Regions from separate parts of the Mus musculus genome. Here region 2 is linked to region 1. A link is a loop called in an ENCODE intact Hi-C map of the cell type or tissue named here. Cell type or tissue: gastrocnemius. All regions are shown on one strand. Each heading gives the region's core, and the rest is flanking DNA. Links, peaks and the distances in the headings are about the cores only.

Evidence for each region. A loop is a pair of places that touch in the nucleus more often than their neighbours do. Peaks named below come from ENCODE experiments on the same cell type or tissue, not always from the same donor. Only the 100,000 strongest peaks of a DNase experiment are listed, where the experiment ranks them.
Region 2: a loop joins it to region 1, with 7 times the contacts of the local background. A loop is called at or near these places in 2 of 42 quality-filtered maps.

The regions. Positions count from the first base shown.
Region 1 is chr9:124,270,901-124,279,240 of GRCm38, forward strand. Gm39469 reads right to left here. Exons shown (of 5, transcript XM_011249869.2): 2 at 470-596; 3 at 226-286. Among named protein-coding and RNA genes, the nearest start is that of Gm39469, 8.3 kb to the right of the region's middle. In gastrocnemius, for the core only: no CTCF peak of the experiment used is centred there; DNase peaks (open chromatin) are centred at 2,393, 3,582 and 7,721; H3K27ac peaks cover 614 bases.
Region 2 is chr9:124,132,588-124,140,927 of GRCm38, forward strand. No RefSeq gene overlaps it. Among named protein-coding and RNA genes, the nearest start is that of Ccr5, 15 kb to the left of the region's middle. In gastrocnemius, for the core only: no CTCF peak of the experiment used is centred there; no DNase peak of the experiment used is centred there.

The DNA of each region.
Region 1 (8,340 bases), core at 154-8,153:
TAATATCTGTTAAGGCATTGTTTCGTTGTCTTCTTTCTTAGAGGGATGCCTTGCAAACACAAATCAGACACCTGACATTGAGGTACATGGATTTGTGAGAATTTAATAAGCCATACACTTAAAGAAGTGTTTTTTTTTTTATATTGTTGCTTTTCTTTAAAAATTTAAGGACACATTAACATTCCTTCAGAGGCATATCCATACCAACTTGCACATGAAAATTACCTTCCATGTCTTCTGGAACTTTGACAATGTTCTTCAATATTATGATCTTCCCAGTTGTAGCCTAAAATATATTTTAAGAAAATATATGATATATTATTGGAAATTAGGCAAAATTTAAGTTACTATCTTTACTGTACCTGATTTATTCACTTAATTCTTTCTCATTCTCAACTGAAATTGCAGAAAAGCATTAGTAACAGTTTTTCCATTATTTTAAAAAGTGAAGGAAAATCCACTATCTTACCTATAGCAGTGAGGTTCTTGTAGGTCTCCAGCATCACCTCTTTGTAGAGACTCTTCTGTGAAGGATCCAGCAAAGCCCATTCTTCTTGAGTGAAATTCACATGCACATCATCATAGGTTACTGCATCCTAAAATATCCCATACATGTGTATAACAGAAACCATAATAACAACATGACTGTAAACATAAGCTTCATTGACAATATATATGTATAATTTTGGTGCTTCTCCGACTTAATTCTTGACCTAGAAGTCATCTTAGAAAGAAACTGAATAATAAGATTCATCTCTGTCATTTCTTTGCTCTTTGAATAGGATATAAACTTACAACAGAAATGCTAACATTGGGGTGTGTGTGTGTGTGTGTGTGTGTGTGTGGGTGTGTGAGAGAGAGAGAGAGAGAGAGAGAGAGAGAGAGGGAGGGAGGGGGGGGGAGAGAAGCAAACAGTACTACACACATCAGAGAAATTGTATGAAAATTACTACATACAAAAAAAAAAAAATGATGGGCAAGATGAGCATATTGGCTCCCAGCATTCAGGAAGCAGTGGCAGGTATATCTCATTGAGTTGGATGCCAGCCTGGTCTATCCAGAACAGCCAGAGGTATATATTAAGACCCTGTCTCTCCTGTAAAAATCAATCAAACAAACAAGAAAGAGAGAAAGAACTCAGAGGTTTTTACTGGAGTTCCTACAAAGAATGATACATTCACTCCAGTTCTATATTCATCTCTCAGAATACTGAAGTGCCCAAATTTAAACTATTAATCGTAATGAGATCTTACTAAAAGGGGATGCATCTTTAAACAGACACAAACAGACAGATGAAAATATTGGCAATGTAAATGTTGGTCCTAAACAAGCAACATAGGACAGGATAGATGGCTCAGCAGTGAAGAGCTCTTGATGGTATTGCAAATAATTGAGCTCAATTGCCAGTACTTACAAGGGGGATTCACAACTATCCATTACTCCAAGGGCAGGAATTCTGAAGCTATCTTCTGACTACTATGGGGACCAGGCATTACATTAAGTGGATATTCGTGCACACAGACAAAATACCCATATTCATTAAAAAGTCAAAACAAACACAACAAAAAGGAAGAGTGTTATCACCTAAAATCCAATGTCTCAGAAACCTCAGACAGTAAACCTCAGGCAGTATTAATGTCATGAATATATGCCATCCTGAGAAATAGAATATTCTCTCTGCCAAATTTCAAAGTTCACAACATGGATGAAAATAAATACAGCAGCGTATGGTTTGCACTTACAAAAACCTACATTACAAGTCCATCAGCAAATAATATAAAAACAAACAAACAAGCCAGGCATGCTGGTCAACATTTAATTCCAGCACTCTGGAGCTAGAGTCAGGAGGACCTTTAAGTTTGAGGCCCACATACTCTATACACCTATTTTCAGGATAGTCAGGGTGAGAAAAAAAAAAAAAAACTTTGTCTTCAAAAACAAAAACAGAAACATAACCAACAAAATTAAAAATTTAAAAACACCAGGTTTAGCACTGAATAATTATTTCAACTGTGTTTTATGTGATTTACAGGTAGAGTCTATAATGGTAAAGGCAAGACAATATGAGAAGGAACTGAGTGATCAGGTTCCACCATAACACAGTAGACACACACACACACACACACACACACACACACACACACACGAAATGGGTTGAGTCTATAGACACTTAAATCTCAACCCCAATAAGGAATCTAGAAAGGTTCCTCCTACAAAAGCTTCTATTGAGAGAACTGAGTCAGCCAGAGCCAGGCTGACTCCATGACAGGCTGCACACTGGCAGTTTGGGAGACTAGGCCTAAGTTTCTGTTTCCCAGAACTGGAAAAGTCCAAAATAGTCAATTCCAGGAAAACCACCCCTCACAGGCAGCCAATCAGAAGCTGCCAAGAGTTGCACCTGCCACCAGGCCTGAGCCAAGACTGAGCCAAGAATAGTTAATGAATAATGGTTCTGGAAAGTTCCCAAAATTCCCCCAGAACACTGACCAATCCCAAAGCCACCCATACCCCTGGAAATTGAGCCAACCAATCAGGATAAAGGTCAACTACTCCTCCCTGGTATTCCCCTAATTGGCTTTAAATTGAGCTTGCAAAATTTACATGTCTGTCTCCATCCTATTGAATAGTAGACCCCTGCATGCTAGAATTCTGCAGAATAAAATGATCTTTGTTTTTGCATGCTACTTGAGTCTGAGGTCTTCCTTCAATGATTCTTGTACCCTAACATTATAAGACCCCCAAAGAAAGCCAAAAAGAAGAGATAAGTGTTCAAAAATATCACCCTGTCTGGGAGCTTTTCTGATTCAATCAACTACATTCTGACCCTGGCCACTATAGGCTCATGGTCATCCATGATGAAAATGCATTCAGTTTAGCTTCAATGATCCTAATAGTCTGCAGCAGCCCATACACTCTTTGAATGTCCAAAGTCTCTTCTGACACTTAAGACAATCTCTTGATTGTCCCATCTTATAAAATCAGAAATCAAGCTATATCTTTCCAACATATAACAGAACAGAATATCCCTTCCCATTCCAATATAGAGGAATGTGTACATAATGAGGAAAGACTGGACTAAAGCCAGAAACACAGTAGGGCAAACAACAAATCCTGCAGACCTGCCTCAGACACATCGGGCCTCAGTTTTAAAAGGCTTAGATTGTCTCATCCCTGCAACCTCTCATGCACCTCTTGGATAGTTTTTTTCCATTCCCTGTATACACCTCTCCGTGGCAGGTGTCTCATAGCTTAGGTATCTCAACATCTTGTGGTCTCAAAATGCAACTCAGGTTTCATCCTCACAGGTTTCTGCAATGTACTCTCACAGTAACTTTCCTCACTCAGGCTCTAAGTCTGTCAAACATAGATGGCTGGAACAGTGCAGAACTGAAATCACAGAGGAAGAATCCATGACCTTAAATTTTGCATCTTTTTTTTCTTTTTTCTTTTCAATATCACTTTACTGGTAGTGTCTGGTTTAACATGAGGCACTTGACATGAAAGGGAACCCATGCCTAACACTGCCTGGATTTCTAGGACCCTTACAGAGACATAAATGGCAATCATGGAGCCAGCATGGATCTGTGCCAGGTGCTCTGCTAATATGTTATAGCTGTTAGCTTGGTGTTTTTGTGGGACTCCTAACAGTGGGAGAAGGTGTAACCCTGATTCTTTTGCTTGATCATGAGACACTTTTCCTCCTATCACGTTGCCTTGTTCAACCTCAATGTGAAGACTTTCACCTTGTCTTTTTCTATCTTGTGTTGTTATGTTTGACTGTTCTCTTTTGGATATCTGCTCCTTTCTGAAGAGGAAATGGGGATGGGGGGTTGGATCTTAGGGAGAAGAGGATAGGAAATGGTGGGGGTAGCTAGGAGAGTGTAGGTAGGGGAAACAGTGGTCAGGATATATTGTATGAGAGAAGAATCTATCTTCAATTAAAAACTTGATTCAAGCCGGGCATGGTGGCGCACGCCTTTAATCCCAGCACTCAGGAGGCAGAGGCAGGTGGATTTCTGAGTAGGAGGACAGCCTGGTCTACAGAGTGAGTTCCAGGACAGCCAGGGCTATATAGAGAAACCCTGTCTCAAAAAAACAAAAACCAAACCAAACCAAACCAAGCCAAACCAAACCAAAACAAAAACCCTTAATTCAACATTGCTTAAATGAAAATGCAAAGAAGAAGGGAAGCAATAATGAACAAAGAAAAGGGAAATAGTGAAGACAGGGACAGTATGACAGTGACAGATACAGTACTCATTCTGTTTTTGTAGACGGTGATCATTACACAGGAGGGTGAAAACATCATCTTGGAGGCTTACTTCCTCATTCTGATAACCTAGACCTAGTCCTGAAAGTTTCTAGCCTGGGTACAATCTTATCTAGGTCTAGAATGACTTACTTAACTGCTGAATAAACTCACCGTTTCTTTTTATTTCTGAACTCTAGCTGGCTGGTCAACTCAGCTGTTCTGGCTCAAAATCTCTTCATGCTAGCTGATTCAAACTAGTTTCTTTCACTTCTGACTGAATTGTTGTACTCAGCCTCAAAAGAACTCTAGCAGTCTATTCTTATTTTCTGGCTCCTCATTCTCTGGCTTGTCCTCTCTTCACCTCTGTCTAGCTTGTTCTCTCTTTAACCGGTCTCCATAAAACTCTTTTGGTAAAACTGCCTTCTCCTCTCACCCTCTGTGATGCTTTCTCTTATTCCTCTGTCTTTTCTTGAGAGTTGGATTTTTCATATTCTGTCAGATCTTTCTCTGACTCATCATTTTGTCAATAAGACGTCACTTTCAAACACGAGTGCTTACCTCTAAAACTAACTTTACCTTCATCGTTTGGTAGCAAAGTTGTGTACTAAGGGCTGAGCCACACCACAATTAGAAACAGCTTTTTTTTTTTTTTTAAGTATATTAGACAGTCTGGGGGTTCACAATGTGATCAAATAACCTGCAATACAAGCTCATTACAAGCTCACCTTGGGTCCAGTATATATTTGTGAAATCAGAAGTTTTGCTCTCAGCAATGTGAAATATATACCATTCAGGAAACAAAAGCTTATGTTAGCTTTCACTAGTTTGGAATGTGGAATTACAGAGATTTTTGCTCATTTCCTTCCAAAGGAATACTCTTGGTTGTTTCTAAGAAAAACTAATGTTTTAATAACTATTCAAATAGTAGAAATAAATATGTGATGTTATACAAAATTGCTACATTGATTATATTATACATTAAGCACAAGTAAACTGATGTATAAAAAATGTTAAATGTTTAAACACATTCTCCAAAGCAAAAATGAAAGTGTTACCATATAAGTTATTTAACCCAGAGAAAACAAAGAGGTAAGTCTGTTATCTAAAACTATTACAAACTATGTTTGTTCAACTGGAATTTATCGTCAGTATTTAAAATCAAACAAAATGGTCAGTGAGTTTTTACTTTTTCATGCAGTATGACTAATGGCGGAAAACTCTCATAACATCCAAATAAAGACATTTTCTGCATTTTTAGTGTATAACTGTTTGCCTCTCATCTCTATCATAACTCTTGCTACAAAAAGCTTGATATTTCATTTCTCTTCTCCACATAATGTTCTAAAAGAACATTAGACAAACCCTTTGGAGAAGATTGCTTCAGCTAGATTCTGTGCTTTCTGCCCCTTATTTTCTATGGCTACCTGTAATGTAGATAAGATGGCTGCAGCTCTCATATCCAACTGACTATAAGAGTGCACTAAAGTTCAAAATGAGATGGGAGAAAGAAGTGGGTTGACACTGCTTAAGCTGCAATTACATGCTGTTTTATGACCAAATGCAACACAGACTGTGAGAGTCTTTACAAGTGCATAATCCTTTAACCACTGCTATTGTCTTCTTTCCTTTAGCACAATGTCCCCTTGAGGCACCCAGCTTGTCTTCAACAAATGAACATTGAGTTATTCTCATAGTTAGACCACCATGAATACAATTGCAATGAACATGAGAATTCTGGTACTTCTTAAAACTAATTTTAAGTGCATGGAAAACACACTGATTAAGATTGCTAGGTTCCATGGCAATTCTGTCATTTTCTTGAGAACTTGGTACAGTGGGGTTCCTTGGGTATAGTTATTATATTAAAATGTATCAGAACACATATATTAAATATGTGCAATTTTACATCAAATATAACATAACATGGTTTTAACTAATTTTGGCTGGTATCTGTGGAAAATCTCAATCTACTGCTATCAGAGTTTATTGCTAATACACAATCCCATGTCACATCCAGATTCAATGTTCAATTCTGAACCATGTTTTAGTTTTACTCTTTTTGTTTTCTGAATTAAGTCATACTTAGTAAGATATTGTTTATGTGACCCTAACAATGTATTCTGTGTCACTAAAGTCCCCTTTCTATAGATTTGTACATTATTCCCATCATTTTCAGCTTCAGACACTTAGTATAGTTTGCTAAATGAATACTTATGTAGAATATCTTTACCCATTTATATAACTCTAAACAACACCATTAAAGAGATGTTTAAAAAAAAAAAAGAAAAAAGGATGTTGGGCATGTTAAATTTGCAATGTAGATTCAAAACAATCTAAAGAAAACTCCTAAAAATATATAACATGAAATCAGATTCCAGAGCTATTTACCATGTGAAAAATCCCTCAGATTTGTCAATAGGATTATGAAGAATAGTTCACATTTTGGCACAATGTGAATTCCATCCATACTTATCACAGAACTACAACAACCAAAAAGTTTACAATATTTGTGAAACAGTAAGGGGATGCAGAAAAAAAGCCAAGAACATAAGCCCCAAATTATAGGCAAGTTTTACTCGAAAGATCCAAGGAAACTCAGGCAGGAAAAATGTAAACTTGACCAATATTATCTATGATTGAATGTGTAAACAAATTAAATAAACACAGACTTTACAACTCCCACAAAATAACTCAAAGTGACCCCTAAAACTGTTAAAATTTCTGACCCTCCAGCCACTATTGACCCCATGTGAGGCCCTATGCTCTACAGGTCTCTCTGCATGGAGGTGATCAGAAAGGTGGGCTTTGGCTCAGCAGCGCCCCATGTCTCCTTGTGATCTCACTCAAACCCTGCCCCACTGAGCTCAAACACAATTCAATGTTGAAGAATTAATTTAATGTATGCTTCCTGCCACATGGATTATGGCACATGATGTCGAATCTGCACTACCTACCTGCACACTTGATACACCTCTGCATCTTAGGAACTCCTTTAGAACCCTGGAACTGAATTTCCATGAATCACGCCATTGTGACTGGTGATAGTGAAGGATGATCATCACTTCCTCTCTTCCAGTTTCTAAACTATTTGTAAACTCTATCATAGAAAACTGAATTTGCAATGCAATGTTCAGAACTTTTAGAAAACAGACCTTCAGTTTTGAAACCTATCTTTGCACTGCACACCAAAAGCAAGGCTTGTGTTTGCACACTGAGCAGTGATATTATAAGCAACACTATGGCAAGAACTGTAGGGCCTCCTCTCCTTTGCTCCCCCAGGGATTCCATACTCAGGCAGGCTCAGAGGCTAAGACCCTCTGTCTGGGTCACCACATATACTAATAGAACCACACTCTGGTTCACAGTCCATTCAAGTCCAATCAGATTGGGCACTGATAGATTAGTTGACCTGCTCTTCCCAGTGGCTGCCGCAATCATCATGGCATGGCTTGTGGCCTCTCTCACAGCTCTCTGATGAACTGTATCAGAGAAGAATATGGAGCTAACTCCCACTGGTGCTCCTCCTGATTGCTAGCTTGCCCAGAGCCCCTCATTAGCTTTGACCACCCAGCTGGGCCTCAGGACAGTAGCAGCTGCCTTATTGGTAGATTAGAGATTAAATGATTCGGACAGCACAGGCCTTCCTGGTTCTGCTCTTTCAGCCTAGGGGCAGACAGGGCCCAAATATGGTAAATTTGGGTTTTAGTAGAGTCTTTCACTCTCCCAGGGTACCTGTTCATCCTCCAAGGTCCTTTGGATGTGCATTCCATCACACATTCAATGTTCAGTGCAGTCATCCCTTTGCTTCACAGCTCAGAAGTCCTACAGCCAAATTCCAGTCACACTCAAACAGAAACAACAACTGAAGCAAAAGGTGGCTATGAAGTTGAAATCAAGGAACAGTAAATGGGAGGTGAATGAAAAAAAAGAAACAAAAAAAGGAAAGGACATGGCTGCTCCTAGGTATGGTGGAGTAGAATGTTTATTATCGATAAAAGGGAGAGCATAGCCAGGGCAGGGGCATCTGGGAGAGTCCAGAATAGACCTGACCGTGAGCCTTCTGAAGAAAGGGTGAAAGGGAGAAGGGG
Region 2 (8,340 bases), core at 259-8,258, 140 kb before region 1:
AAAGGAAAAAGGAAAGGAAAAAGGAAAGGAAAAAGGAAAGGAAAAGGAAAGGAAAAAGGAAAGGAAAAAGGAAAGGAAAAAGGAAAGGAAAAAGGAAAGGAAAAAGGAAAGGAAAAAGGAAAGGAAAAAGGAAAGGAAAAAGGAAAGGAAAAAGGAAAGGAAAAAGGGAAGGAAAAAGGGAAGGAAAAAGGAAAGGAAAAAGGAAAGGAAAAAGGAAAGGAAAAAGGAAAGGAAAAAGGAAAGGAAAAAGGGAAGGAAAAAGGGAAGGAAAAAGGGAAGGAAAAAGGAAAGGAAAAAGGAAAGGAAAAAGGAAAGGAAAAAGGAAAGGAAAAAGGAAAGGAAAAAGGAAAGGAAAAAGGAAAGGAAAGGAAAAAGGAAAGGAAAGGAAAGGAAAGGAAAGGAAAGGAAAGGAAAGGAAAGGAAAGGAAAGGAAAGGAAAGGAAAGGAAAAAATAGAGAGAGAAGGAAAGAAAGGCACACATGCAGACATACATGCATACTGGATCAAGCAGAGAAGGGTAAATGACTGCTTTATTGTAGTTGCTCTTAGTTTTTATACAGTCTCAGGATAATTGATCATATACGTTTTGTTTGTTTGGTTGTTTTTTTTTAAAGGCATAAGTTCATGTCATAGGTCACCAAGGCTTAAGGAGTTACAGCGGAATTGTTTACATGTATTTTCATTAAGACTACTTCCTGACTAACCATTCATGATATTTTACTAGTTCCTTAACTTCATTATAAGTTTAAAGCAATAATTTTTATGTCATGTTAGTATGGTTTTGTCAAAAGACAAATCATCTGCCTTGTGTCTTATTATTTTGAAGTCTTGTATATATAGATTAATCCATCATTTATTTTCTGTCCTTGTATCTACAATAAATTGACCATTCCCAGATTTTGACCTTTAGTTACCAGATAGTGGCCTCATTCCCGACCTAGAAGGAATGTTTCCTTGATAAATTTCCTTGTAAATTTGTTCCAAGCTTGCTTTCTTTTCCTAGTGCAATTAGCCTGTGACACATGAAGGTTTACAGAACTCTATTTGCAACTTTGATTCTATAGGGGACTTGAGATTACTTGCATCAGTTTATGAGTTCTAAAAAAATCATTATCAGGAATTTGAAATCATCATCTCATCTACACAGAATTTCTACATGAAAGTACATGGTCAGATTGATTCTACAGGAAATCTGCTCAACAGAGTGGGCTGATGATCAGGAATCATTAGGCTACGTAATAGTGGCAAGATAGGACTATTAGAAGCAAGAAGCAATGCTGGGATGAAGTCTCTGAGGACCCTGCAACCCAGAACACACCCATCAACAGCTTTGTAAAATATAGGGCCATCTCAAGAAAACTCACTTGCTGAAGCCTTTCATAGATGGCATCTGACACTAGAAATCATTCTTAGTTTGTATATGCATAAGATTGGGTTAAATCTCTTACACAAAGTATAAATAAAAGTATATCTGTAGAAAATAGTTGGATATCCGATGGGAATTGTGTATAAACATGGAAACAACCTCAGAATGCTAAGTGGATTCTTTTTTTTTTACACTCCATATTTTATTCCCCCCATCCACCCTCTGACTCTTCCACATCCCATACTTCCTCCCCAGCCCCCCATCTCCACGTGGATGTCTCTACCCCCCACCCCACCTGAACTCTAAATTCCCTGGGGCCTCCAGTCTCTTGAGGGTTAGGTGCATCATCTCTGAATGAACACAGACCCAGGAAGTCCTCTACTGTATGTGTGTCAGGGGCCTCATATCTGCTGGTGTATGCTGTCTGTTTGATGGTCCAGTGTTTGAGAGATCTTGGGGGTCCAGGTTAATTGAGACTGTTGGTCCTCCTACAGGATTGCCCTTCTTCACTTTTTTCAACCTTACCTAATTCAACCACAAGGGTCAGCTGCTTCTGTCCATTGGTTGGGTGTAAATATCTGCATCTGACTCCTTCAGCTGCTTGTTGGATCTTTAGGAGGGCAGTCATACTAGGTTACTTTTTGTGAGTGCTCCATAGCCTCAGTAATAGTGTCAGGCCTTGGGACCTCCCCTTGAGCTGTATCCCACTTTGGGCCTGTTGCTGGACCTTCTTTTCCTCAGGTTCCTCTCCATCTCCATCCCTGTAATTCTTTCAGACAGGAACAACTATGGGTCAGAGATATGACTGTGGGATGACAACCCCATCCCTCACTTGATGTCCTGTCTTCCTGCTGGAGGTGGGTTCTATAAGCTCCCTCTCCAAACTGTTGGGCATTCCATCTAAGATCCCTCCCTTTGAGTCCTGAAAGCCTGTCACCTCCCAGGTCTCTGGTGCCTTCTGGAGGGTCCCCCCTCCAACCTCCTATTTCCTAAGGTTGCCTGTTTCCATTCTTTCTGCTGGCCCTCAGGCCTTCAGTCCTTTTCCCTCACCCAATACCAGATCAGGTTCCCCTCCCCCCACCTCCCCTCCCCTCCACTTTCCCTCCCAGGTCCCTCCCTCCCTCCCCACTTGTGATTGCTTTCTTCTCTCTCCCAAGTGGGACTGAAGTGTCCTCACTTGGGCCCTTCAGGTTTTATGTTGAGGTCCTTGATCCACTTGGACTTGAGCTTTGTAGAAGGTGACAAATATGGGTCTATTTTCATTCTTCTACATACAGACAGCCAGTTAGACCCGCAACATTTATTGAAGATGCTTTCTTTTATCCATTGTATATTTTTGGAGTCTTTGTCAAAGATCATGTGACCATAAGTGTGTGGTTTTATTTCTGGGTTCATTTCTATTCCATTGATCAACGTGTCTGTCTCTGTACCAATACCGTGTAGTTTTTATCACTATTGTTCTGTAGTAAAGCTTGAGGTCAGGGATGGTGAGTCCCCGAGCTGTTCTTTTATTTTTAAGAATTGTTTCACTATTCTGGATTTTTTGCCTTTCCAGCTGAATTTAAGAATTGTTCTTTCTATGTCTTTGAAGAATTGTGTTGGGATTTTGATGGGGATTGCTTTGAATATATAGATTGCCTTTGGTAGGATATCCATTTTTACTGTTAGTTCTGTGAATCCATGAGCATGGGATGTCTTTCCATTTTTTGAAATCTTCTTTGGTTTCTTTCTTAAGAGACTTGAAGTTATTGTCATACAGGTCTTTCATTTGTTTGGTTAGAGTTACCCCCAAGATATTTTATATTATTTGTGACTATTGTGAAGGGAGTTGTTTCCCTAATTTCTTTCTCAGCCTGTTTATCCTGTGTATAAAGGAAAGCTACTGATTTATTTGAGTTAATTTATATCCCGCCACTTTGCTGAAGTTGTTTATAAGCTGGAGAAGTTTTCTGATAGAATTTTTGAGGTCGCTTAGGTATACTCTCATATCATATGCAAATAGTGATACCTTTATTTCTTCTTTACCAATTTGTATCTCCTTGATCTCTTTTTGTTGTCTTATTGTTCTAGCTAACACTTCAAGTACTATATTGAATAGATATGGGGAGAGTGGGCATCCTTGGCTTGTGCCCAATTTCAGTGGGATTGCTTCAAGTATGTCTCCATTTAATTTGATATTGGCTGTTAGTTTGCAGTAAATTGCTTTAATTATGTTTAGGTATGAGCCTTGAATTCCTGATCTCTCCAATACTTTTAACATGAAGGGGTGTTGTATTTTGTCAAATACATGTTCTGCATCGTGTAGTTTTTTTTTTCTTTGAGTTTGTTTATATAGTGGATTATATTAATGGATTTTTGTATATTAAACCAACCTTGTATTCCTGGGATGATGCTTACTTGATCATGGTGAATGATGGTTATTGAGTAAAGAGTTGTTCAGTTTCCACGTGTATGTGGGCTTTCTGTAGTTTTTGCTGTTATTGAAGACCAGCCTTAGGCCATGGTGATCTGATGAGGTGCATGGTGATATTTCAATCTTCTTGTATCTGTTGGGGGTTGTTTTGTGATCAATTATATTGTCGTTTTTGAGAAGGTACCATGAGGTGCTGAGAAGGTGCATTCTTTTGTTTTAGGGTGAAATGTTCCATAGATATCTGTTAAATCCATTTGGTTCATAGCCTCTCTTAGTTTCACTATGTCTCTGTTTAGTTTCTGTTTTAATGACCTGTCCATTGGTGAGTGGGGTGTTGAAATTTCCCACTATTATTGTGTGGGGTTCAATGTGTGTTTTGAGTTTTAGTAAAGTTTCTTTTATGAATTTGGGTGCTCTTGGATTTGGGGCATAGATGTTCAGAATTGAGACTATCTCTTGGTGGATTTCCCCCTTGATGAAATGAAGTGTCCACCTTCATCACACTTGATGACTTTTGTTGAAAGTCTATTTTATTGGATATTAGGATGGCAACTCCTGCTTGTTTCCCGGGACCATTGCTTGGAAAACCTTTTTCCATCCTTTAACTCTGAGGTAGTACCTGTTTTTGTTATTGATGTGTGTTTCTTGTATGTAGCAAAATGCTGAATCTTGTTTGCATATCCAGTCTATTAGTTTATATCTTCTTGTAGGTGAGTTGAATCCATTAATATTGAGAGATATTAAAAAGAGATGGTTGTTGGTTTCTGAAATATTTATTTTTGTAGGTGGCTTTATGTGCTTGTGGCTCTCTGCTTTTGACTTTTTTATGAGATGTGTAATATCTTGTCCTTTCTTTGATGCAGGTCTCTTCCTTGTGTTGGAGTTTTCCTTCCAGGATGCTCTGTAGGGCAGGGTTGGTAGGTAGATACTGTTTGAATTTGGTTTTGTCTTGGTATATTTTGGTTTCTCCATCTACGTTGATTGATAGTTTTCTTGTGTATAGTAGCCCGGGCTGGTGTTTGTGTTCTCTTAGTGTCTACATGACCTCTGACCTGGCTCTTCTGGCTTTCATAGTCTCTGTTGAGAAGTCTGGTGTAATTCTGATAGGTCTACCTTTGTATGTTACTTGGCCTTTTTCCCTTGCAGCTTTTAATATTTTCTTTGCTCTGTGCGTTTAGTGTTTTGATAATTATGTGCTGAAAGATTTTCTTTTCTGGTCCCATTTATTTGGTGTGGAAACAAATTCCTCAAACTCGGTGCAAAAGGTTCTAATACTTTTATTTATTCATAAACAGCAAAAAGGAAATAAATGGTAAAACAAGCCCGCATTCATTTGTTCACACAAACACTCTATCACTATCTTTTCCAGTCTGGCAGGCGTATCCTTAGCTTCTGGCAGCAGCACGCAGGTAAGGTGCGATTTGATGTTCCTTGCTTCGGATCCTCTCGAGCTGAGCTGTGGAGTTCAGGCTTTGCTTTATAAGCATCAGATGTCTGCATCTGCCTGGGGTCCATGCAGATTTATTTCTCCACCCGAAGTTTCTCTGCCGGGCTTTTGGGAGGTGAGCGATTTTGCCATGTCAGACCGGAGTTTTTAAGTTAAATTCAGCCAATTACAACTAGGGTGTTCCACACATTATTTCATGGATCTCTCTCTCTCTCTCTCTCTCTCTCTCTCTCTCTCTCTCTCTCTCTCTTGGTTTTCATAGTTATCTAGGGCCGCAGTTGGGCCCATGGCATTGCCATGGGTTCAGGGCAGTGGTTATGAGTTCTTTATCATTCTTGCCCACTAATTCTACTGCCTGGTATCTGCAACCGCAGGAAGCACGGCTGTGGCGAGGAGGCCTCTGTGTTGTCATTTTCCCCAGCTTCAGGAAAAATGCCCTCTGTGTTCTTTACATTCCATCTCCTGGAATGTGTGAAATGTGATAAGGTAGATAAGGTAAATGCCCTGACTAAGTGAATGCCTCAATTTTGATTGGCAAAAGTGTTACCATGGAAACCAAGTCTGAAGTGTGTGAATGGAGGTAATAAGGCCAAATGCCAAATAAAGTAAAGCTAAATGCCTGAGCTGAAAGAGACTTTAAAACCTCAGTCTGGCAATTGCAACTTGCTCAGATCCTGGAGCCCAATGAGACCAGCTCATCCCCAAGCCAGCCCTCTGATTCCAGACACCCCAACTCTGGACCAAAGCTCCAGCAGGGATCTGAAGCACAGCAGGATGTGCCTGCAGTCATCTGAGTCAGGTTACAACATATGCCAGACTGCAGGTGAGTGAAGTGAGTGTGTGAATGAATGTGATCCCATTTTGCTTTCTATTTGTTTTATTGTTACTTGTGTAGAAATACTAGAGTAACCTGATCCTCCAAGTCACTGGCACTCTCTTTCTCTTGCTCTCAGCTCCATCCCTAAACCTGACTCCTGACAGTGTTCTATAGGCTTCTTGTACCTTTATTGCCATCTCTTACTTTAGGTTGGAGTTTTCTTCTATGATTTTATTGAAGACATTTTCAGGTCCTTTGAGCTGGGAATATTCATTTTCCTCTATTCTGATTATTCTTAGATTTGGTCTTTTCATTGTGTCCTGAATTTCCTGGATGCTTTGAGTTGGGAATTTTGTATGTTTTGAATTTTCTTTGACAGTTGTGCTAATCTCTTCTACACCTGAGATTCTCTCTTCTATCTTTTGTATTCTGTTGGTAATACTTGCAACTATAATTCCTGACCTCTTTCCTGGGTTTTCCATTTCCGGGTTTGCCTCCATTTGTGTTTCCTTATTGTTAGGTGTTGGATCGATTTATTCAATTCCTTCACCTGTTTACCTGTGTTTTCCTGTATTTCTTTCAATGAATTATTGATATCCTTCGTAAAGGATTCTATTATTTTCATGAGATAGGATATTAGGACAGATTTCTGATTTTTAAGTGTGTTGGTATATTCAGAGCTTGCTGTGGTGGGAAAACTGGGTTCTGATGATGCCCACATATTTTGGCTTCTGTTGCTTATGGTCTTGCACTTGCCTTTCACCATCTGGATATCCCTGATGTTTGTTGGTCTAGGTGACTGTATGGAGTCTGCCTCTTTTGTCCCTGGGATGCTTCAGGTCTCCCGGTAGGCCTGTGGCTCTGGCTGTATCAGACCACCGGTGGGGCCTTCCAACTGGGGGCTCTTCACAGGGGCAGAGAAGCTGCTGATCCGTTGCACTCATTGCAGTAGATCTCCTGGGAGGCCTCAGACTGTTGGGTCTTCAGTGGAGCAGTCAAGCTGTTGTCCAACTGCCCTGAGTGCAGCCGGCGATCAACTGCTCTGAGTGCAGCCGGTCCTCTATGATGGATCGGGATATGGAGTCTTCACAGGAGCAGACCAACTAGAAGTCTGCCCTAGCAGAAAGGACTGGGTGGAAGGGTGTTAAGTGGATTCTTTAAGAATGAAAAGTATTGGGACACTGGGAGAACAAATGTCCTTGTGCCCACAGACCACTAGGGAAAACAAAGTATGTTAAGTACACAAGATTGTCCTTTCAAAAGAAAGTGTAAAAGTTTAGTTTTATTAATCTAAATGTTAGGTTAATTAACCTAGATGTTAATCTCAGAGGCTTTCTGTTGAATAAGTTCACTCTTTCTAGTTCTTTCTGAACTCTGGCTGTCTGGTTTAGTTCAGCAGTTCTGGCTCAAAACTCATCTTCAAGTGACTGTTTCAAGCTGGCTTCTCTCCGTTTCTGACTGAATTGCTCTGCTTGGCCTCAAATTAATGCTAGCAATCTGTCCTAATCTTCTGGCTTCTTCTCATTCTCTGGATAATTCTGTCTCCACCTGCAACATGTCTCTGTAAAACTATCCCAGTGAAACTGCCTCCTCTCTCTCTCTCTCTCTCTCTCTCTCTCTCTCTCTCTCTCTCTCTGTCTCTGTCTTATGCTACTCTCTTAAGTGGCCTCTCCTTCCTGTCTGTTCTCATGAGAGTTGAGTGTATCCTATCTTTAATTCATTCTGTCAAATCTTTTTCTGATTTGTCACTTTGTCTGCCCCTCAATTAGACACCCCTTTCAAACACTGCAGCCTCCTTTTATAAACTAACCTTACTTTCACTGTTTGGAATTAAAGGTATGTACTAAGGTCATGTCTGTATTCCAGACAGGGAGATTAAAGGTGTGTGACATGTCTTCATTCCAGTCAGATCACACAGCTCTAAAAGGAAGGTCTTGGGATGTGATCCCTTGCCAAAGCATCCATGTTGCTGGATTAAAATTCCTCTACAGAAAGAATGTATAACATGTTTTTTTTTTCATCCAGAAGATGGGGAATTAGAAGTGATAATAGCCTGGTGATAATAGAGCTAGGCAATATCAAGCCCCCATGACCAGGAACAGAGGTAGCTAATAGCCCAAATAACCTCTACACTCTCTGTATGATTGAGACATGTAGCCTGTTTCAAGAAACCATCTTTTTGGAAGAAATGGCATGTAGTTTAAATTGAGTTTCAGTGTAATTATTCCTCCTTGTGCACTGGAGATTGCAGTACATGGGGGAACATCTCCCCAAATTGTACTGTGTTTTAATGTGTT